Regions from separate parts of the Homo sapiens genome. Here regions 1, 3 and 4 are each linked to region 2. Evidence: chromatin contacts called from ENCODE Hi-C or POLR2A ChIA-PET data. All regions are on one chromosome and are shown on one strand. The core of a region is the stretch at or near the end of the contact, and the rest is flanking DNA. Distances in the headings are between cores, read along the strand shown. Region 1 overlaps FAM53B (family with sequence similarity 53 member B). Region 2 has its middle 30 kb from the start of ZRANB1. Region 3 overlaps LHPP (phospholysine phosphohistidine inorganic pyrophosphate phosphatase). Region 4 overlaps FAM53B (family with sequence similarity 53 member B).

The links. A loop is a pair of places that touch in the nucleus more often than their neighbours do. ChIA-PET counts read pairs that join two places held with the same protein, here RNA polymerase II (POLR2A). Pooled maps may share reads with other maps.
Region 1: a loop to region 2 is called in a map of gastrocnemius medialis, with 2.0 times the contacts of the local background. The contact joins two enhancer-like sites. A Hi-C loop is called at or near these places in 3 of 168 maps with a recorded cell type or tissue (CD14-positive monocyte, CD8-positive, alpha-beta T cell and gastrocnemius medialis) and 9 of 50 pooled maps. POLR2A ChIA-PET finds 5 or more read pairs at or near these places in 1 of 52 experiments (activated CD4-positive, alpha-beta memory T cell).
Region 3: a loop to region 2 is called in a map of psoas muscle, with 5 times the contacts of the local background. The contact joins two enhancer-like sites. A Hi-C loop is called at or near these places in 9 of 168 maps with a recorded cell type or tissue (B cell, CD8-positive, alpha-beta T cell, MCF 10A and 5 more), 18 of 37 single-sample maps with no recorded cell type and 29 of 50 pooled maps. POLR2A ChIA-PET finds 5 or more read pairs at or near these places in 4 of 52 experiments (A673, CD4-positive, alpha-beta T cell, HEK293 and 1 more).
Region 4: a loop to region 2 is called in a map with no recorded cell type, with 1.8 times the contacts of the local background. The contact joins two enhancer-like sites. A Hi-C loop is called at or near these places in 3 of 37 single-sample maps with no recorded cell type and 3 of 50 pooled maps. POLR2A ChIA-PET finds 5 or more read pairs at or near these places in 2 of 52 experiments (K562 and activated T-cell).

The regions. Positions count from the first base shown.
Region 1 is chr10:124,646,904-124,651,655 of GRCh38, reverse strand. The region is part of intron 4 of FAM53B (family with sequence similarity 53 member B); the gene reads left to right. Among named protein-coding and RNA genes, the nearest start is that of FAM53B-AS1, 55 kb to the left of the region's middle. RefSeq lists enhancers at 353-462, 2,638-2,727, 2,547-3,389, 3,542-3,836, 3,582-3,876 and silencers at 2,608-2,808, 2,542-2,836. Within about 2 kb of position 2,740, at least 32 of the 41 ENCODE cell types and tissues checked have a DNase peak (open chromatin) inside an H3K27ac peak, as active enhancers do; they include gastrocnemius medialis, where a contact is called at or near this core.
Region 2 is chr10:124,909,198-124,914,192 of GRCh38, reverse strand. No RefSeq gene overlaps it. Among named protein-coding and RNA genes, the nearest start is that of ZRANB1, 30 kb to the left of the region's middle. Within about 2 kb of position 2,276, at least 4 of the 41 ENCODE cell types and tissues checked have a DNase peak (open chromatin) inside an H3K27ac peak, as active enhancers do; they include gastrocnemius medialis, where a contact is called at or near this core.
Region 3 is chr10:124,520,728-124,525,407 of GRCh38, reverse strand. All of the region lies in intron 6 of LHPP (phospholysine phosphohistidine inorganic pyrophosphate phosphatase), which reads right to left. Among named protein-coding and RNA genes, the nearest start is that of LHPP, 61 kb to the right of the region's middle. RefSeq lists enhancers at 1,703-1,872, 2,753-3,294. Within about 2 kb of position 1,692, at least 14 of the 41 ENCODE cell types and tissues checked have a DNase peak (open chromatin) inside an H3K27ac peak, as active enhancers do.
Region 4 is chr10:124,618,217-124,622,894 of GRCh38, reverse strand. FAM53B (family with sequence similarity 53 member B) reads left to right here. Exons shown (of 5, transcript NM_014661.4): 5 at 1-3,603. Among named protein-coding and RNA genes, the nearest start is that of FAM53B-AS1, 83 kb to the left of the region's middle. RefSeq lists enhancers at 704-1,204, 2,557-2,686. Within about 2 kb of position 3,039, at least 8 of the 41 ENCODE cell types and tissues checked have a DNase peak (open chromatin) inside an H3K27ac peak, as active enhancers do.

The DNA.
Region 1 (4,752 bases), core at 1,491-3,990, 260 kb after region 2:
TCCCCTGAGGAGGAAATGAGGAGGCCGCTGGGCCTCACTGTCTCGGAGGTGGGGGTGGCAGGGGAGAGCAGCAGGAGGAGTGGGGTGCATAGTCCAGGTCCCTGGTGCCGTGTGTGGGATTGTGATTCCGTCCAGCGGCTGGGCTCCCTGCTACAGTGCCTGCAGTTCAGCAGTGAGGGGCCACAGCATGCCTTTATACTGCCTCCCCTGGCAGCCCTCTTAGCTTCATCCCTGCCTGTCCTGTGTAGCTGGGAGGACAGAGCAGAGCAGGCTCAGGAGGATGCCAGGCAGCACCCTCTGCTCAGCCGCACCCCTCCAGCCTCCTTCTGCACCTTTGGGAAGGTGCAGAGGGAAATGGAACACGAGGGAACTGAGTTAGGGCCCTGGGGCCTCAGCTCCTGGAAAAGGCTAGCAGCAAGGCCACAACAGAGCGTCTGAGGGCAAGGTGGTGGCCACCTGGCTCTGTCTCCCTGTGGCACAAAGGGAGAAACCGAGGCCGGCAAGGACAGAAGGCTTGGCTTTGCCCCTGTGCTGAGTGCAGCTGGCCCTGCCTTGCTGCCACCTTTGCTGCAGTGGCTTTGGCTTTGGGGTGGTTTGGGCAGGAAGTGGCCTCTGAAGGGAGATTGGGGGGCTCCCAGTGTCTGGCGTGGCTAATTCACATGCGTGGAGCCTCTCGGTGTGACTCAGCGCCCGTGAGTCCTCGCATTTCTTTTTTCTTTGTTGTCTTAGGTTTGTTTTCATTCTCGTTGAAGGCAAGAGGGGGGTTTCAGAGTTTAGGGCACAGAAAATCCACTTTAGGATGAACCCTTTCTTTTCAAACACATCTCTCTCTCGAAACAAATGGCTGATGGCAAAGGAATATTGGCCTCCTAGCAGGGCTGGGGACATTGTACTGGGGAAATAGTCTGGAAATTGGTCATCTGCAGAAGTAGTTTTCCTTCTGGAGGAGGAATGCCTCACTCTGGGAGGCATTAGGTGGAAGAAAACAGCGCCTCTGGAGTCCTGGGGTTAGGGTTCAGCTCTCGGCTTCGCTGTGCTCTGGCCAGGTAAACTCTGAGCTGCAGCGTCCTCATTTGTAAAGTGGAGATGAGAAGAATAACTTGCCTCACAGGGTTGGTGTGAAGATCACATAGGCCAAAGGGTGTAGAGCGCCTAGCACATCTGGCCACACTGTGCGTGCTTGGCAGATGGCAGCTGCTGTCATCACCATCATCACCATAACCACCGTTACTTTCAGCGTCACAAGCACCACTGCCAAAACCACCATCATTGTCATCATCCAGCGTGGAGGGTCCAACTGGAACGCTTAGAAGACCTAGGCTCATGCCTGGTTCTCAGATTCAGGGTAGACGACACCTGTCCCGCGATGACCTGGGCCTCTTTTACCTTTGGCCTCCTCCAACCGATAGAGAGTCCTTCCTTGGAGGGAGAGGTCTGCCTCCTTAGTGCTTACTCTGGGAGCAGGGCACAGCCTACAGTATTGTAAAATTATCCTATACTTAATTATATTACTAAGAATATCCCAGCTCCATTAGGGAGATAAGTCATCTGATCGATAATTATGTCATCTGTACCTGTCGCCAGCTTGTCTTGTTATGACGTTAGTTTTACTGCTAGAAATATCTAGTAGATGGCTGGAAATCTGCAGGCAAAGTGCAGAGGGAGTGAGCCTGCGAGGAGAGGGCCTGGGCAAGTGACTGCCCTGGGCCGCAGAGTTCTTATCTAAAAAATGGGAACAGTAGTGTCTTCCTAAAGGCACCATGGACTTAAAATGAATGGCGCGTTTCCTGGGACTTATGTATATTTGGTTGCTTATGGGGACTTACGTATATTTGGTTGCTTTTGGGGACTTATGTATATTTGGTTGCTTTTGGGGTCTGAAGGAGTACAAAGAATCAAGTGCACACTTCCCAGTGTGTGAGGGAGACCAGGGACACCGCCAGCCTGAGTTCTGGGTAGGGCAGCTCTCTGGCAGTAAGCCCTCCATCTTACAGGGGGACACTCTGCATGGAAGGCGGCCTTTATCCAGCTGTGAGAAAGCAGACTGAGGCTTGGTCTGGAAGCTCGTTTAGAACAGGCATTGTCCACATCCTTGCAGTGGCTGGGATTTTGGCAATACCTTGTGTTATGCGACGGAGGGCAGACATGTTGGGAGAAACAGCTGCTGACTTGCCTGGAGGTGGGGCCGGCCAGGCCTGCTGTTTCTCTTTCCCACCATGGCTTTGTTGCCTGGGCCAGCCTGCCCTGTAGCACCCTCTCTACCCCATCCTCCATTCTGCTTGGTCAGATGGGTGGTCAGAGGGTGCCAAGCTGGTCCAACAATAGCAGGAAGGCCTCTGCCAGGGTTAGTTTGCTGCCATCTACTGAGACAACAATATTTTTTCTTGGAAGACATGGAAACTTCGAAATAATCCAGGCTGGTTTCCTTACTCCCAGGTTAGAGGTTGAAGAGGTAGGTGCAGAAGGTTCTAGCTGGAGCCTATACGTTTCAGAACTGGAAGGGACCTGTCATTATGTACCTGGTGAAACAGGCCTAGAGAGTTGCAGTCCTTTGCCCTGGGTCACTTAGAAAGTTAGCTGATGATGGGGCAGTGACCAGACCTGGCCTTCCACTGCTGCTGTTGCCTGCCTTTGGCAGTCTGCCCAGCAGGCCTGCAGCTGCTTCTGCAAGTCAGTAGGATACAGCTCTCATCCCCCACCAGTTTCATCCTGTCTCCCGCAAGTGGCTCGCTTGTTGTGGCAAGCACTTTCCACCACCAGTCTCTCCAGTGACGCTGCACATTCGTTAAGGGCTGGGACGGTGCTTTCTCTTCTCAGGGCGGCTTCCCACAATTGCTAATCCCGGCCAGACCCCTTAGCAGCAAAAGGAGCCCCGAACAGGCGGGACAGGTGGACTAGCTCTGAGTTCTGTTTCATCTGTAGGACCTTGGGCAAGTTACTTAACCTTTCTGAGCCTGTTTGCTCATCTGCAAAGCAAAAAAGAGCACCTTTAGGGGCTTGTTGGTGCACGCACCATGCCTGGCCCATTGTGAGGGCATGGTGGAGGGCTCTGCTGTTGCATTTCTAGTGGGTTCTCCCTCGTGAAGCCCCATGGCAATTATTCTTGAGGTCTCATGGCATTCCTATGAGGCAGGCAGGACGAGGTCATTATTGCCATTTTACAGATGGGGGAGGCTCCCAAGGAGCGGGGAGATGTGTGATGATGTTATGGCAGGTGGTGGAGAGCCAGGCCAGGACACAGCAGGCCGCAGCCCATCCTACCCCAGCTTCCCAGACCTTCCCCTCCATGGAGACTGCAGGCTCGTGGGCACCAGGCACACTGGGCTGGAGGCACCCACTGCCCATCTGTCCCTCTCCATCCTGGAGGTTTCCTGCCCAAGGCTTGGCCCTCTGCCGTGCCCAGGCCTGTGGTCTTGAGCGTGGGGTTTTCCAACAGACGCTCCCAGAGCCTTGGATCCTCGATGTGTCTTGGTTTCCTCCCAGAAGCTTGGCTGCTGCAGTGTTCTCAGAGAGAGGGTTTTCTGGAGGAGGCAGGGTGTGCCATTGTGCCCTGCAGGGCCAAGCAGATTTTCAGCATCCTAGGAAGAACCAAGAATGCAGAAGTCTGGGGGTGGTGAGGCCTCAGCCAGCCCCATGGCGTCCCCAGTGCATTTCCTGTTGACTCTCCCCGTGCCCACACCCACTTCCTTTCCCATCCCTGGCTCCACCCTGAGCCCTCTGCTGGCTGATAGCTCCATGTGGCTACTGACCTGCTTCATGCACACGGGGCTGTTCTGGGCTTTGTAGGAAACAGTGACCACAGGCCAGGGTCATCCCTTGAGCTATGAAGCTCCTCCTGTGTCTGGTGAAGCCGAAGACATTTTCCTCGGCTCATCTCAAGCAGCCATCTTGGGTCTGCCCTCAACACTTCAGTGAGGTGCCCTGGGGGAGGGGGTGACCCCGAGGGAGACATAGCCACCCCACCCCATGGGGTGACATGGAAAGGGTACAGGCCTTCCCTGCCCTCTGCTGCTTCCTAGCTGTGACACTGGACACATACCTGCCTCCCTGAGCCTCAGCTGCCACACGAGTGCATTGGTGACATGCATCTCTGCTCACACTTGTTCTGAGGACAGTCCTGCTAATGGAAAGCTCCCGCATGTGGTGGGGTCTTGGCGACAGCTTTCCTTTTCTTCTCTTGCCTGCCTGTCTACAGGGAGCTTCCAGTTCCTTTGGAACTTCAAAATGTACAGATCAACACTCTGCTTGAGACCCTGAAAAATCTGATTGTCGCAGCTTGGGGAGTGGGGTTTATGAGCAAGAGAAACACCCGAGGCCTGGAGCCTTGGGGCCGCTCCTCAGAGACAGGGAGATTTGCCGTGGCTTTCTGCGCCATTCATCCAAGTCACTTAGACTCAGAGTCCCCATTTATGAAATGGGTCTAGTAATAAACTTGAGAGCTTCAGGGCAGTGATACACATTAAATGAGATGATATTTTCCCCACGTGCTTGGCAGAGTGCCCAGCACAGCCTGACCATCAGCACATGCGGCCCCGATGCCTCGCTGTGCATCCCTTCCCAGTGTGTGCCGCTCACCAGTCCTGCCTCTTCATTGAGTTTGGGCTTCTCTGAGGTGGAGGCTGTTCTCCTTCTGCTCCCAGTTCCCATCGCCTGCTGCAGGGTCTGCCAAGGGAGGGCTTGCTACCCAGGAATGGCCCGGCCAGGAGGCTGGCTGTGTGAGATTCCAGGGATGGGGCCTCACTTAGAACCTGG
Region 2 (4,995 bases), core at 1,027-3,526:
GCAGTAGCACGAACCTGGCTCACTGCAAGCTCTACCTCCCGGGTTCACGCCATTCTCCTGCCTCAGCCTCCTGAGTAGCTGGGACTACAGGCGCCCGCCACCATGCCCGGCTAATTTTTTTTTGTATTTTTTAGTAGAGACGGGGTTTCACCATATTAGCCAGGATGGTCTTGATCTCCTGACCTCATGATCCACCTGCCTTGGCCTCCCAAAGTGCTGGGATTACAGGCATGAGCCACCGCGCCCGGCCTGTGGATGTGTTTTAAACCCACTCCCCAGGTACCTGAAACGTGCAGCCAGTATTGAGAACTACCGACAAAACAGTCCTCAAACCCCAAAAGATTGCAGATATGGAAATTAATGCCTAAAGATGTTAAGTGACTTAACAAGAGCTAGACCAATTAACTCTGCAATTCGAACAGGAACACATAACTCTTTATTTCTTTTATTTTTTTATTTTTGTGAAAACAAGATCTCACTCTGTTACCCAGGCTGGAGTGCAGTGGTGCAATCATAGCACACTGCAGCCTCAAACTCCTGGGCTCAAGTGATCCTCCCACCTTGGCTTTCCCAGTAGCTAGGACTACAGGCATGCACCACCATACCTGGCTAATTTTTAAATTTTTAGTAGAGACAAAGTCTTTGTTGCCCAGGCTTATCTTGAACTGCTGGATTCAAACGATCCTCCTGCCTCTGCCTCCCAAAATGCTAGGATTACAGGCACATACCACCATGCCCAGCAGAACACAGAACTCTTGATTCCATGGTCAAATGTTCCACTATATTTGAATTAAAAAGATATCATCAATAAATACAGCAGAGGGCATTGTCACAGTTACAGAACGGTGGCTGTTTGGCACACCTACCGAATTGACATTCTACTTATGTTTATCTGGACTCTGAGAAATATTTCATTTGGAAAAAGTATCCACTGTCTTTTTGGGGTTTTTAATTTCCTTTTCTTAGAAACCTTATATTAGGCTGGGTGCAGTGGCTCATGCCTCTAATCCTAGTACTTTGGGAGGCCAAGGCAGGAGAATTGCTTGAGCCTGCGAGGTCCAGGCTGCAGTGAGCCATGATGGCACTACTGCACTACACCCTGGACAACAGAGCAGGACCCTATCTCAAAAAAAAAAAAAACCTTTGTAGTAAAGGGTAGAGACAGTATAGTTTTGTTGATAGTTTGTTCTGGCTTTCATTTCAGTTTTTCCCAAACTAACTGTAGAGTTCATAAATCCATATTGCATTTTTGTGAAAGTTTTGCATGCAAAATTGTGGATCTGTAGTTCCATTAACAGTAGAAAGCCATAAAGAGGTTTTGAGCAGGAAGGTGCCAGTATTGGAGCTGCCCACCTTTACCTGGAATGTCTGTGAGACAAATGAGGGCAGAAGTAGAAACAGGGGCAGAGAAGAGACAAGGACCTAAAACCAAAGTAGCTGTGGGAATGGAAAGGAGGGCCAAGAGTGAAATGGGAGACAGTGCAATGTTCAGAATTTGCCAGTGACTAACTCTGAGGCAGAAGAAAGAATCAAAAGTCAGAGAGTGGGCCAGGAGCAGTGGCTCATGCCTGTAATTCTAGCACTTGGGAAGGCCAAGGTGGAAGATCGCTTGAGGCCAGGAATTCAAGACCAAACTGGGCAACATAATGAGACCCCATTGCTACAAAAAATAATTTTTAACCTGCCAGGCTCAGTGGCTCACACCTGTTGTCCTGGCTACTCAGGAGACTGAGGAGGGAGAATTGCTTGAGCCCAGGAGTTCAAGGCTGCAGTGAGCTATAATCATGCCACTGCACTCCAGCTTGGGCAAGAGAGCAAGATCCTGTCACCAAAAAAAAAAAAAAAAAAAAAGTCCGTGAACTCTGAGTGACGGCAGTATGTGCAACAGTGGGACACGCAAGAGAGGAACTGGGTCAGAGGAGATGTGGACCCTTGAATCAGGAGATCCTGGACTCAGGAGGAAGGGAATGGCTGGTGGGGGAAATGCTGGTCTGAAATGTGTAGGGCAATCCTGGAGATCAACATCAGGGAGCTCTCTATGTAGAATTTAGTATGGAAGCCACAGGAGTGGGGAAGAAAGAACTACCGAAGGAAAAAAAAAGAGGAGTGGTCAGAAAGGTAGGAGATGAAGCTGGTAGTACGGTGTTCTGGAAGCCGAGGGTACAGTGAGCCTGAAGCACATGGTAATAAAAATTGTCAGATGCTACAGATTTCGAGCATTAGAACGGAGGAAAGGCCACTGGATCTGACAAACAAGAGACTCAGTGACCTTCTAGAGAACAGTTCTCAGTAGGATGGTAGGGAGAGAAGCCAAGTTTCAAAAGCTGAAGCCATGTGATTATAAACCACAAGTCCAAGACGTCTGGCAGTGAAAGGAAAGCAGGAGATATAAGACTAGATTAGGGCAGTAACAAAAATAAGGGAAAGGTTTTGTTTTCTTTTAGGTATTTATTTTAAAGAATGGGCATCTCTGAGCACTTTTATAAATGGAGGAGAGATGTAGAGGGGGTAAAAGGACTGAAATCCAGAAGGGAGGTAAAATTCAGAGCACAGTGATTTGTGTTGGCAAGCAAGAAAGCCCTATCTTCCTCAGAAACGAGGAGAGGAAGCTGTGAAAAACAGCTCTAGGGAGGTTTTGGTGGGTGAGACAGAGGTGATGGAGTGGAGTTCAAACCCTTTCTCCTCCTTGGTGAATCAAGCACAGAGTCTCCTGCTGAGGGTTGCTCTGGAAACTGGAGGAGATTCGGGACAATAGTTAGAGGGAAGCAAATCAAGAAGAATGAAAAAAGAAGAGCGACAAGAAACTGCTTTCTCCAAAAAGTCTTGGCAGTCCATAATCAGGCCTAGGACGGAAAGATCAGGCTGAGGCTGTGGAGCCCCCCGCAGAGGTGGACATATGCAGCTAAGGGAAATCGAAGGCGCTCTGCTAAAGGAAATGGTAACGGATCCAGCTTACTCAGGGTCTTTGAGGGATCTGTGCTTTTAAGTAGAAAGTGTTATAAAATGGGTGTTCCCCTCAAAAGAAATGTTAGAAATGTTCAGTTGTTACAAGAACATGTTCTCAGACGCGTTGCAGAAAATGTCATTTGTATAAACTGCAACGTATCTTCCATTCTCTGTGTATGATCAACATGATTCCCAAGTGGAAAAAACATCTTAACAGTAGAAAATGCAATGTAACAGGCTAGGTGCGGTGGCTCACTCCTGTAATCCCAGCATTTTGGGAGGCCCGGGTAGGTGGATCACCTGAGGTTAGGAGTTCGAGACCAGCCTGGTCTACATGGCAAAACCCCATGTCTACTAAAAATACAAAAAATTAGCCAGTCGTGGTGGTGGGTGCCTGTAATCCCAGCTACTCGGGTGACCGAGGCAAGAGAATTGCTTGAACCCGGGAGGCAGACGTTGCAGTGAGCCAAGATCACGCCATTGCACTCCAGCCTGGGCGACAGAGCAAGACTCTGTCTCAAAAAAAAAAAAAAAGGAAGAAAGAAAGGGAGGGAGGGAGGGAGGAAGGAAGGAAGGAAAGAAAGGAAATAAACGTATTTAATAATGTTGCCTAATCTGTATGCATGCAGTACAGGACACAGTTTTGTGGAACATAGTACCATCCTGTGACCTTCCTCTATGTCCACCACAAATCTGCCTGAAAAAAAAAATCTCTCCTGAGAGGACCAGATATGCTTGTGAAGCATCAGAGAAAATACAGCTTGTTTGACATTTCAAAATCCTGGTCTGTGCTAGGACTGGTCTCATCTTGATGGGTATAAATTTGTGCTTATAGGAACACAGTCACTCTATATCCAGACTAAGAAATTTTTGTAGATTTTTCAACTAAGTATCCCTGTAAGCTAGACTTACGGAATTAGGAAAAAAAAATGTTGAAGTTGTATTGAGTCTCTTTTTTTTTTTTTTTTTTTTTTTTTGAGACAGGGTCTCACTCTGTCGTCAAGGCTGTAGTGCAGTGTTGTGATCATAGCTCACCGCAGCCTCAACCTCCCAGGCTCAGCCTCCTGGGTAGCTGGGACTATAGACACGCACCACCACACCTGGCCAATTTTTTTATTTTTTATAGAGTCAGGGTTTCGCCATGTTATCCAGGCTGGTCTCAAACTCCTGGGCTCAAGTGATCCTCCAGTCTCCCAAAGTGTTGGGATTATAGGCGTGAGCCACTAAACCCAGCCAGTACTATGTCTTTTTTTTTTTTTTTTTTTTTTTGAGACGGAGTTTCGCTCTTGTTGCCCAGGCTGGAGTGCAATGGCACAATCTCGGCTCACTGCAACCTCCGCCTCCCGGGTTCAAGCGATTCTCCTCCCTCAGCCTCCCGAGTAGCTGGGATCACAGGCTGGTATTACAGGTGTGAGCCACCGCGCCTGGCTGTTGTATCTTTTTAAGAAGTTTGGAAACATCAAGTATCTGAAACAACTTCGCTTGTGATCTTATCTGGGGAAGTTTTGTAAGAGGCAAAGCTGTGAGCAGAGAGAGCATGAACTTTGGAGTCAAACAGCCCTGAGTTGAAATCCTGCTGTCCTCTCTGAGTGCCAGTGTCCTCAGTGTCCTCATCTGAAAAATTCTGGGTGATATTTCCCTGGCAGTTACTGAGGGTCCAAAGAGACAAGAGCTGAAAGGCCTGGCAATACTCTTAAGTGTTTGATAAATGTTGGTTTCCTCGCTCTGCATTTCATTTAATCCAGGTAACATTTACTGAGGAATGACCCCATATCAGGTACTGTGCTGAGAACAGCAATTCAGAGACAGGTAAGGCTGTATCTACAACAGGGGCCAACAGTCCAGTGGAGGACAATCCCTAACTTAGGGTCTCCATGCCCTGGAGGGGCCCATGAACTTGGATGGAAAGAAAATACATCTTTATTTCTTCTAACTTTTAACTGAAATGCAGTATTTATAACAATTGTCAGTGTAGTCAACATACTATGGTAGTATTAATACATCTATGGCCCTGACACCAGTAGAAATCATAGATTTTTTTAGATCATA
Region 3 (4,680 bases), core at 443-2,942, 390 kb after region 2:
CCGTCTGGCCTCATCTGGTCAAGTTGAACATATGCTCCTCCATGACCCAGCACTGCCATCTATCAGCAGATCCGCCCCAGAAGGACTCACGCCCATGTGTCCAGGAGACAAAAACCAGAACATTCCTGGCAGCCAGTGCAGAAGGGCCAAACTGGGACCCACCCAGATGTTCCCTCTGAGGGACGGGCAGAGAGGGGTGTTGGAGCCACAGAGGACACGATGAACAAGCCACAGCTCAACGGTACAGTGTGCGATTCCACTTGGATAAAGGTCAGAGAAGGAAGAGCCAGCGCCATGTTGGAGGGAAGCCAGCCATGTGGGAGAAGAAAGCAGGCCCAGTCACCGCGGCCACTGTGCCCACGGCAAGGCGGGGCCGCCTCTGCAGGACTGGGCATGTCAATCAGGGACTAGGTCTTCTGGGGAGCTGATAGCCTCCTAATTCTTGACCTTAGAGTGTTTGCTTTGTTATTCATTATGCTGTGTATTCAAATTTTATTCACTTCACATCACAATTGTTTAATGGCATATTTTATGTTATATATATTTTACCACAATTTAAAAAAATTTCTTTTTGAGACAAGGTCTTGCTCTGTCACCCAGGCTGAAGTGCAGTGGTATGATCACAGCTCACTGCAGCCTCGTGGACCTCCTGGGTTTAAGAGATCCTCCTGCCTCAGCCTCCCGAGTAGCTGGGACCACAGGTGGGTGTCACCACACCTGGCTAATTTTGATTTTTAATAGAAATGAGGTCTCGCTATGTTGCCCAGGCTGGTCTCAAACTCCTGGGCCAATTTAATTTTTCTAAATTTTTCAAATGAAAGTATGACATAAGGCCAGACACGGTGGCTCATGCCTGTAATCCCAGCACTTTGGGAGGTCAAGGCGGGGGGATCATTTGAGGTCAGGAGTTTGAGACCAGTTTGGCCAACGTGGTGAAACCCCATCTCTACTAAAAATACATAAATTAGTTGGGCATGGTGGTGCGTGGCTATAATCCCAGCTACTTGGGAGGCTGAGGCAGGAGAATCGCTTGAACCTGGGAGGCGGAGGTTGTAGTGAGCCAAGATCATGCTACTGCACTCCAGCCTGGCTGTCAGAGTGAGACTCTGTCTCAAAAAAAAAAAAAAAAAAATGAAAACAAAAGAAAGAAAGTATGACATAAAGTAGATTAGTGATTGTCTGGGGCTGGGTGGAATGTGGGGGGTCTTTGCTAATAATAGCTAAACGATTTGAGGCTTCTTTTTGGGGTGATGAAATGTTATAAAATTGTGGTGACGACTGCACAGCTCTGTGAATGTATGAAAACCACTGAGTTATACAGCGTGGGAGTGATTTCTCAATAAAGCTGTTACCAAAAGAGACAAAAGAAAAAAGTGTACAGGCTTAAATTGGGGTGGGTCCCACTCCGTGTGACCTCAGGTGAGCTAAATGACCCCTCTGAGCCCAGAAGTGCCCACCTACACCAGAAGCCACAGCCTCTATCCCGGGCAGGACCAGAGGGCTGCTGAGAGGATGTCTGGGATTCACGGACTCATTGCACAGTGGATTTTTCCACAGGCCTGTTCCCGGTGCCCTTCCCTGCACTGCCAGGATGAGTACCCGAGGAACTTGGGGTGAGCTCCCAAGCCCAGCACTGGCCCTTTCTCTCCACCGGGGCTGGCTCGGATTGCCCTGGCTGGTCTGTTTACACAGGAGGGCAGCAGGAGGGTCCTGACTCCTGGAAGGCTGACCAGGGCCACCACAGCCTGGACCCCCCTGCTTGCTAGCCACTCACTTTGACATGTGACTGCTGAAAAATTAACACCAGTTTCACTTCCTTCCCTCACACTCCACGTAGCACAGAAGAAAAATCTGTCATGTTCCAAAGCGAATCCACAGCCTTCTCGTAACAGGAAACACTCTGAAATCCGTCACTGCGAAGTCTGGGAAGACCCAGGACAAGCTGCTGCTTTGACGGCAGCCGCTTCCAAGGTCAAAGGCCAGGCGTGGGGGCACTCTCCCTCCCGACGCAGCCAGCTCCACAGCCATGCACCCTGCAGCCCCTCGTCTTCCAGCTTTGTGCAAGGCGGCTGGAATCCTAGATCGGCTGGCCACCCCACTGGGGGGAAACCCCTTCAGCACCCAGGCCACAGCTAGAAGGGACCTTGCAGGATGTCGGGAATCACGGTCCAGGAAACTTTCCCTCTCCGAAGGGCAAACTGTTTGTCAAGAACGTTCGGGGCTTATAAAACATCTGCCAGCCTTGGGTAAACAATAAGAGAAGACCAGAGGCGAGCTCCGCATCGCGGCTTTATTTACACAGCAGCACCAGGACTAGCGCAGGGGCTTCCCAGGCAGTGGCGCCTTTGACTGGGTGGTGGCTGCAGGGTGTGGCGTGGAACAGCGAACAGAGTGATGGGGTGGTGAGAGGCCACACGGCCTGGTTTCTGGCATGTCCACAGGAACACAGGTTGGTGGGGATATAAGAGGCAGGAAGGGTCTGTGGCTCAGATGTGCCAGCGGCTCTTCCTTCTCCACTGAGGACAGAGAGGGCACCTTGGAACTGGGCAAAACGTCCCTTCCCTCTACTCATTTGTCAGAATGGGAGGGCGCAGGCTCCCAGCCCAGCCCCATCCTCCAAGGAAGATGAGGGCTGCCTTGACAGGCAGGCAAGCAGGGAGGAGCAGACAGTGCTTGGGGGGGGGCGTGGGCAGCAGTGCACTTACCCACTGGGCCTCGCATCCAAACATGGAGCCCTGGAGTGAGGCCAGGCCCTGTGACTGCTGCAAAATGTGGCCCCAAGGGCAGGACATTCTACCAGGGAAAAGTGCAGGAAAAGCACCCGCCCAGGGGACTGGGGGCGGCCAGGTTCCAGTCCAGCTTCTGTAAAACCTTGCCAGGTGGCCTTGGCCAAGGTCCTAGCTGTCCCATCTGAAAAAGCCTCTCACGGCAGGGCAGCAGCACCCTCTGGGGCTGCAGGACTCATGGCATCATGAGGATTTGCCACCCATGGCACAGGACCCCCCACGGAGGAGACACTGTTGTCCAGGGCCTGGGCAGCAGGAACGCTGTGGCTGGATGGGACCTCGAGGAGTCTGGGGGAGCAGCCATGTCCAATGCGCCAGGAGTCCTGGGAACAGGGCAGGCAGGGAACACCCAGAAGGCCTTTACCTGCCAGCCAGGTGAGGGCCGCCCCCTGGCTGGGCAGGATTTCCACAGGGAGCAGGTATGAAAAGAAAGCTTTGTGCTTCCCTGTCCAGGGCTCTTGGGCAGCCCTGTTGGGCCAAGCTCCAGACACCCCTGCCCGGGGATGATGCTTTCCTGGGGAGCAGGCCCTGCAAAACTTTCCCTCCAGAGCTAAGCCACCTGCAATCTCTCCCAACCCCGAGGCTTCACTCTCTTTGGGCCATTTTATAATGAAAACAAGAGAAATGGATACATCTAAGGTGACAAGGAGATCTCACTGCCAGTCAGCGGCCGAATCCCACTCCTCAGCCACCTCTCGGCCTCTCAGACTCCTGACAGCTGCCTCAGAAACAATTGTGTGTGTGTGTGTGTGTACGTGTAAGTGCGTGCACGTGTGCGTGCTCCGTACTAGAAGACCTTGGCTGAGGGCACGTCCCACAGCAGGACCAGTGGGAGGCCTCAGTCATCCCTCTGGCTTCTCCCCCTTCCTGGTGCCAGTGACTGGCAGGACTGACCGCTGCCCCCACCCGCCAGCTGCCCCAGCCTGGACGGCCTCCCCATGCTGCCCTGGCCTCAAACCAAGTGTGAGCGCAGTTACTCACTGCAGGGCTCTCTGCCACCTGGGCCCAGGACAAGGCCACCCCTCCTCCCCCTTCATTCTCCCATTTCCGCCAAGGCCACCAACAGAGGACAGAGCCTGGAAGGCCTTCTGATGCCCAGCTGACCCATCCAGTGGTCATTGGCCCCTGTTGAGGCCTCTTTGGGCCACTTGCAGGAGAGGAGAGGCTCAGCACAGGGTTGCGACGACATGCCTCAGCTGCAGAGGAGACACAGCTGCTGCCCCTGGGGGGCTCACCGCTGTGCAGAATGGGGCCGTGCTGAGGTGCCAGAGGGCTGGGGGTGGCCCTGGAAGGGCGAGGTGCTGCTCCATAGAGCCTGGCTGGGGGTATTTCCTGGAAGGAAGGGATGCCGGCCCAGCGGCAGGTGCCCGGCTGACTCCAGAGGCTGTGTGCTGGCCCCAGGCTGGCCACACATCCATAGGGAGCACCACGCAGGCAATTCCAGTCCCAAAACAGCCCTCCAGAGAGCGAGGCCCCATCAGCCACTCATCCAGGACCCCACGCCCCTCCAGCATTTCAGTGTATCTGTGTACCAAGAGTACCATCTGGAGGGAGAAGGGGACAGTGCAGGAGGAGGGCAGCTGCCACCTGGGGCCACCAACACTCCTGCAGAAGCCAGCGAACCTTTTCTAGTAGCCACGTTAACAAAAATTTAAATAAATGGGTGAAATTAACACGAAATATCAGCATTTCAACATGCAGCCGATATAAAAAAATACTCATGAGCTCTTTCACAATCCTTTCTCCCCACCCAGTCTCTGAAATCCAGTGTGTATTTTACACTTCCTGCACGTCTCACTGTGGGCGAGCTACAAGTCACCCCCTGCGGCTCGCCGCTACTGTGTCTGACAGTGCAGCTCCAGAGAGTCACCAATGGCTGGGAGACCTCCCATCC
Region 4 (4,678 bases), core at 1,790-4,289, 290 kb after region 2:
CTGTATCCCCCTGGTGGTGGGGGCTGTCAGGGAGGGCCTGGGGTGGGGGCCAGGGGCCATCTGCTATGTCAGGGCCCTTCTTGGCCTCACTCAGGTTCACTTCTGGGGAGTCGGCCCCGCAGCTTCTTTCACTCAGTTTTACTCCGTGCCTTCTCTCCCAGGTCTCCCTGCTTCAGGCTTGGGAAGGTTCGGGAGATGCTTCCTTCTGTAACACCAGAACCATTTGGCCTTAATTCCAATGTGAGAGACAGAATCCCTGGGGTGCTGGACTGGCCCTCCAGAGGGTAAGCCATGTCCGGAGTCTCGGGCCCAAGGAACGATTTGGAGGGTGCTTGTTAGGGCCTCCCGTGTTGGGTAGAAATTTGGTGGATCTGTTGGCTGAAAAGACGGACTTGCTTGCCTCTCCTACAGCATGGAGAGGCTGACCCCATGGCTCTGCCACCGTTGGGGCAGGGTTAGCAGATGGCAGCCCTTCTCTGTGGCTGACAGGTCACTGAGTGATAAGCATGGTTGGTTCCGGTGAGTGTAGGGATGGCACGATACCAGGGCAGCCTCTTGAAAACGGCCTCGGGAGACGGGAGCTGCGAGCAGGTGGGCAGATGAGGGCCCTATGCGCACTCAGGGGTGAAGGGCGTCCGCTGGCCACTCTGCAGGGGCCCCTGCAGGATTCCAGGCACCTCCCGTTTGTCCTTGAGGACTGCTGGCTGTAACCAGGGCACATCACCCACCTCAAGACAAGCCCACGCCCTTGTCAGCTTAGGGGGAGCCCAGTCCTGAGGGCTGCATCTCTGTTGTAGGCCCAGCCACCGGCACAAAGCTGGATTCATGCTCCCTGCCCCTACCCCACCCTGGCTCCTCACCCTGGGGCATCCGAGGAGCCTAGCCCCCTGAGGGTTTGCTCTCCTCTCAAGGTTTGTAGCTCCTCTCCGGCTGCCTTGCAGACACCACCACATGGGCTCTGCTCTATGGGAATCTGGCTTTTAGCGAATGTGGCGTCTTCTGCAAACAATAGCAATTGGGCTGGCTTAGGAGCAAGTGGCTCATTTTCCCATAAGGCTAAAAATAACTGGTGCGCTCCCTTGTGTTGGCTGACACGCGCGTTCAAAGCACTTTTGTAGTCACTTTGCTTTTGCTCGTCTTCATGGACGAGTGAACGCCTCGCTTCTGCAGGTTGAGTCCAGATGCTTCTCACCTTCTTTCTCCTCAAGAAAGATGCTTTTTGGGAAACGTTGTTTAAATCTTATTTTTTTACTACATCAAAAGGATGGTGGTTCAAGTTCCCAATATGTGGGTGGCACTTCTTAAAAATCAGCTTTAAGGAGCTGGCAGAAAGCCCCCAGCCCCACAGCCCTGAGAGATGGTGTTGCTAGCTCAGGTGGCTGACACATGGGGTATGCCGGGCACTGGGCAGGTCCCAGAGCCGGGGAACCAGCTCACCTCTGGTTGCTGTAGCTCCTGCCGGAGGCATGTCTACTTGTGATCCCGGACAGCCGAACCCAAGAGCTGGTGGCTCTGAGCAGACAGAGACATCTTGGCCTGTCCCTGCCTGGGGGTCATGGAGACCATGTCTTCTTAGAGCAAATGTGGAGGCGGCCAGGGCAGTTGTTGGGTGAATGTGGAGAGCACATGGCCATGTCTTGCCCCCGGAGTACCACTGGGCGTGGGGGGTCCTGGCACCACATGCCCGGTGTGGCCGAGGGCACACAGCCTCTATAGCAGGCCTTCCTGTGGAAGGCAGAGGCAGTGAGGGAGGTGGACGGTGCCAGCTGAGGCTGAGGCATGCAGCAGCCCCCAGCTACCTTTGCTTAGGGCTGGGGTGGGAGGCACATGGTGACAGGTATATGTCGTGGGACTGGGGTGTGGGTGACCTGCCCTCAAACCTTGCCTGCCACCTCCCCATTCAGGCCTGGTGGCAGGAAGGGACAAGCTGTGGAGCTGGCTGAGTCACAGCCACCTCCCCACCTCCCCGCAAGCTGGTCCCATCGACCAGCAAGCCCAGCCCCAGGGCGCTTAGGGAGAAATGACCCAGCCTCCTCAGACCCCGCCTGCCTGTCCTGTGCCCACCACGCAGCAGTCAGGGGAGAAAATGGTGGCTATCCCTTCTGCTTAGAGAAAGAAATGGCCTTTAGCTGGTTTCATGTTTGTGTTTTGACTGGAGGGAGTAGACCCTATCTATAAGGTGCCACCCCATCATCCAAGCTGCCACACTGCCCGGAGCAGCCTGTTCCTGCACTCCACCCTGCTGGCCCCAGGACTTCTGATCTCAGTCCTCTGGGAGGGAGGTTCGCCTAGGAGGTGCCCCCCACATTGGTGTCCCCATGGGCAGCAGGCAGACAGCTCACCCCCACCAGCATGATGGCCCCAGCTGGGGGCAGTGGCAGGAGCCTTACTTTTGTCACAGCCTTGCCCACAAACCCTGCCTCTGAGGGGAGACTGAGGAAGGGCAGAGCCAGAAGCAAGCCGTGCCAGGCCATCTGCCTGCTCATGGGGTCCTAAAGCGCGGGCTAAGCCTGCAGGAAAGCCGGGGCGGTGGGGGGGGCTTAGTGCCACATGCACCCCACTCATTCCAAAGCCACCAAACTGCCAGGGGCTGCCGTCCACCCGTGGGGCCCAGGGGCTGGGGCCACAGCCTTGCCATTTTCGTTGCCATACCCTCTTGCCTTACTCGCGGTGGAGGCCGGATTTGCACGGGCAGACGTGCACCTGGGCCCGTGGGGAGCTTGTTCTGACCAGACGTACAGATTTTCATTCTCAGAAAGCCTTACTTTTCAACCAAATTTTTGTAGCCAGTTTTGTGAATTTGTACACTGAAAGAAAATTTAAATAAAGGGGAAGTCCACATTAAAAAGAAAACAAAACAAACCCTAACTAACTTCCAAATGGGTCTCCTGGTGCGGGGGCGTGAGTGGCCGTGCCCTGGGTGTGCTGCCTGTCTGAGCAAGCTTCCCTAGCTGTGGAACCCCGGGCCCCCTGCTGCGGGCTCTGCCTTGGTGTCATGCCTGCTGCACCCCCGTTTCCACTGACGTGCCGTCTGTGGCTATGGGGGTGGTCACTGGAATGACGGTCACTCCAGACGTCAGCCGGCAGGGATGCAGCAGGCTGGCCGCGCACCGGGGCTCGGGCACCCTCTGGCCCCACACTGGCAATGATGCCACACCTTGCCATGTCCACGCTGTTGGTCAAACCCCTCTGTCATGCCTCTTTAAAGAGAAAAGAAGAGAAAGATTTTTTTTTTTTTTAATGGCAGACCGAAGTGGAGATCTTGTAGCCTAGATAGGATAGTCTGACCTTCTAGCATAGTCTTTTTGGCAAATGATTTGTGTTTTCAGTGTGTGGGGAAGCTGTCCTGGGGGCTGGGGCGACAGATAGCACATAGGCTGTTTCTGGGGCTGCAGGGGCTTCCCTGAGCTGGATGTTGTGGGTGTTGCCGTGCTTCAGGAAGTGTGGCGACCAGAAAGCGTAGACCCGGGGCCCAGGGTCTGCCCGCCCCTGCAGCCTGGCCTCCCCGCACAGGCTGTGGCTTGCACTCCAGCCGCTCTAGTCTCTCAGGAATTTGCTTGTTACTTGTACTGTGTAAATAAAGCTTCCTGGTTCAATACCCAAGTGCCTGGTGCCAGCTGTGTGGTTTCTGTTGGGTGTGGTGAACTGGCAGGTCCCCCCTGCTCACAGGAGCATTAGCTCTGGGCGCAGAGAGACCTAGACTGGACCCTTCTGTCCCCTCCAAGCCTCGGGGTCTGAATCGATAAAATGGGGCTAGCAGACATCACAGAGCTGTGGAGACGCCGGGGGACGGGGGAAGGCTGCCCATGGCCACAGCTGCATCATGGGGAGCCCTTCTAGGGCCAGGAGCCCCAGGACAGCAGTGGGGAGACACTCCTTGTGTCACTTGAGTTAGAAGCCATGGAGGAGTCTGCCCTTCCGAGCACAGCAGCTCAGCCTTCGACAGCGCTGGGAGGTGAGGCCACACAGCAGCGTGCGGAGATGGGCCCAGCCTGGCCTGCAGCCCTGAGGGGCCTGGGATGGCCCCCACCACCCACCCACCAGGGTAGCTGAGGTGGCACAGACAGGCTCACTGGCTCCGGGTTTCTGCCCCCGCTGCAGGCAGCACAGTGCAGACTTCTGCTGCGTGAGTGAGTTGCGGGGGCCCCAGAAGCACGAAGCCCAGCCCGGCGTGGCCCACTGTCTCCCGTGCATGGCCCTCTGCTTACCCGGACTCAGGAGAAGGGCGTGTTTGCGGCCTGGAGGACAGGCGTGGAGAGGTTTGCTTGATTTCCATAACTCAACACTTGCCCACACAATCTGCCCATGGAAGTCTGGCCTAGAATGCTTGTTAGGGCCAGAGCAGCCCCTCTGGGAATGAGGCTCTGTAGCCCCCGCTTTTCTTTTGGTTTTTGCTTTTAGCAAGATTTTTTTTTTTTAAGTCTATGAGCACTGAACTCAAGAAACAAACATGTGAAGTGGGGCTGCTGGGGGGAGGTGAGCCCCTTGTCCTCACTGCCATCCCTGCAGCCCTGCCTTACCCAAGGCCTAGGGACTCACTGATTCGAGGCTGGATGCATTGACTTCCCCAGCACACCCTCCCCTCACCCCTGCCTCCGTATCTGACAGATGACTGGTGGGCCAGGGGCTGGCGGGGGGCTTCTACCCAGCGCAGTGCCCCCACCCTTGTGCCCCACCT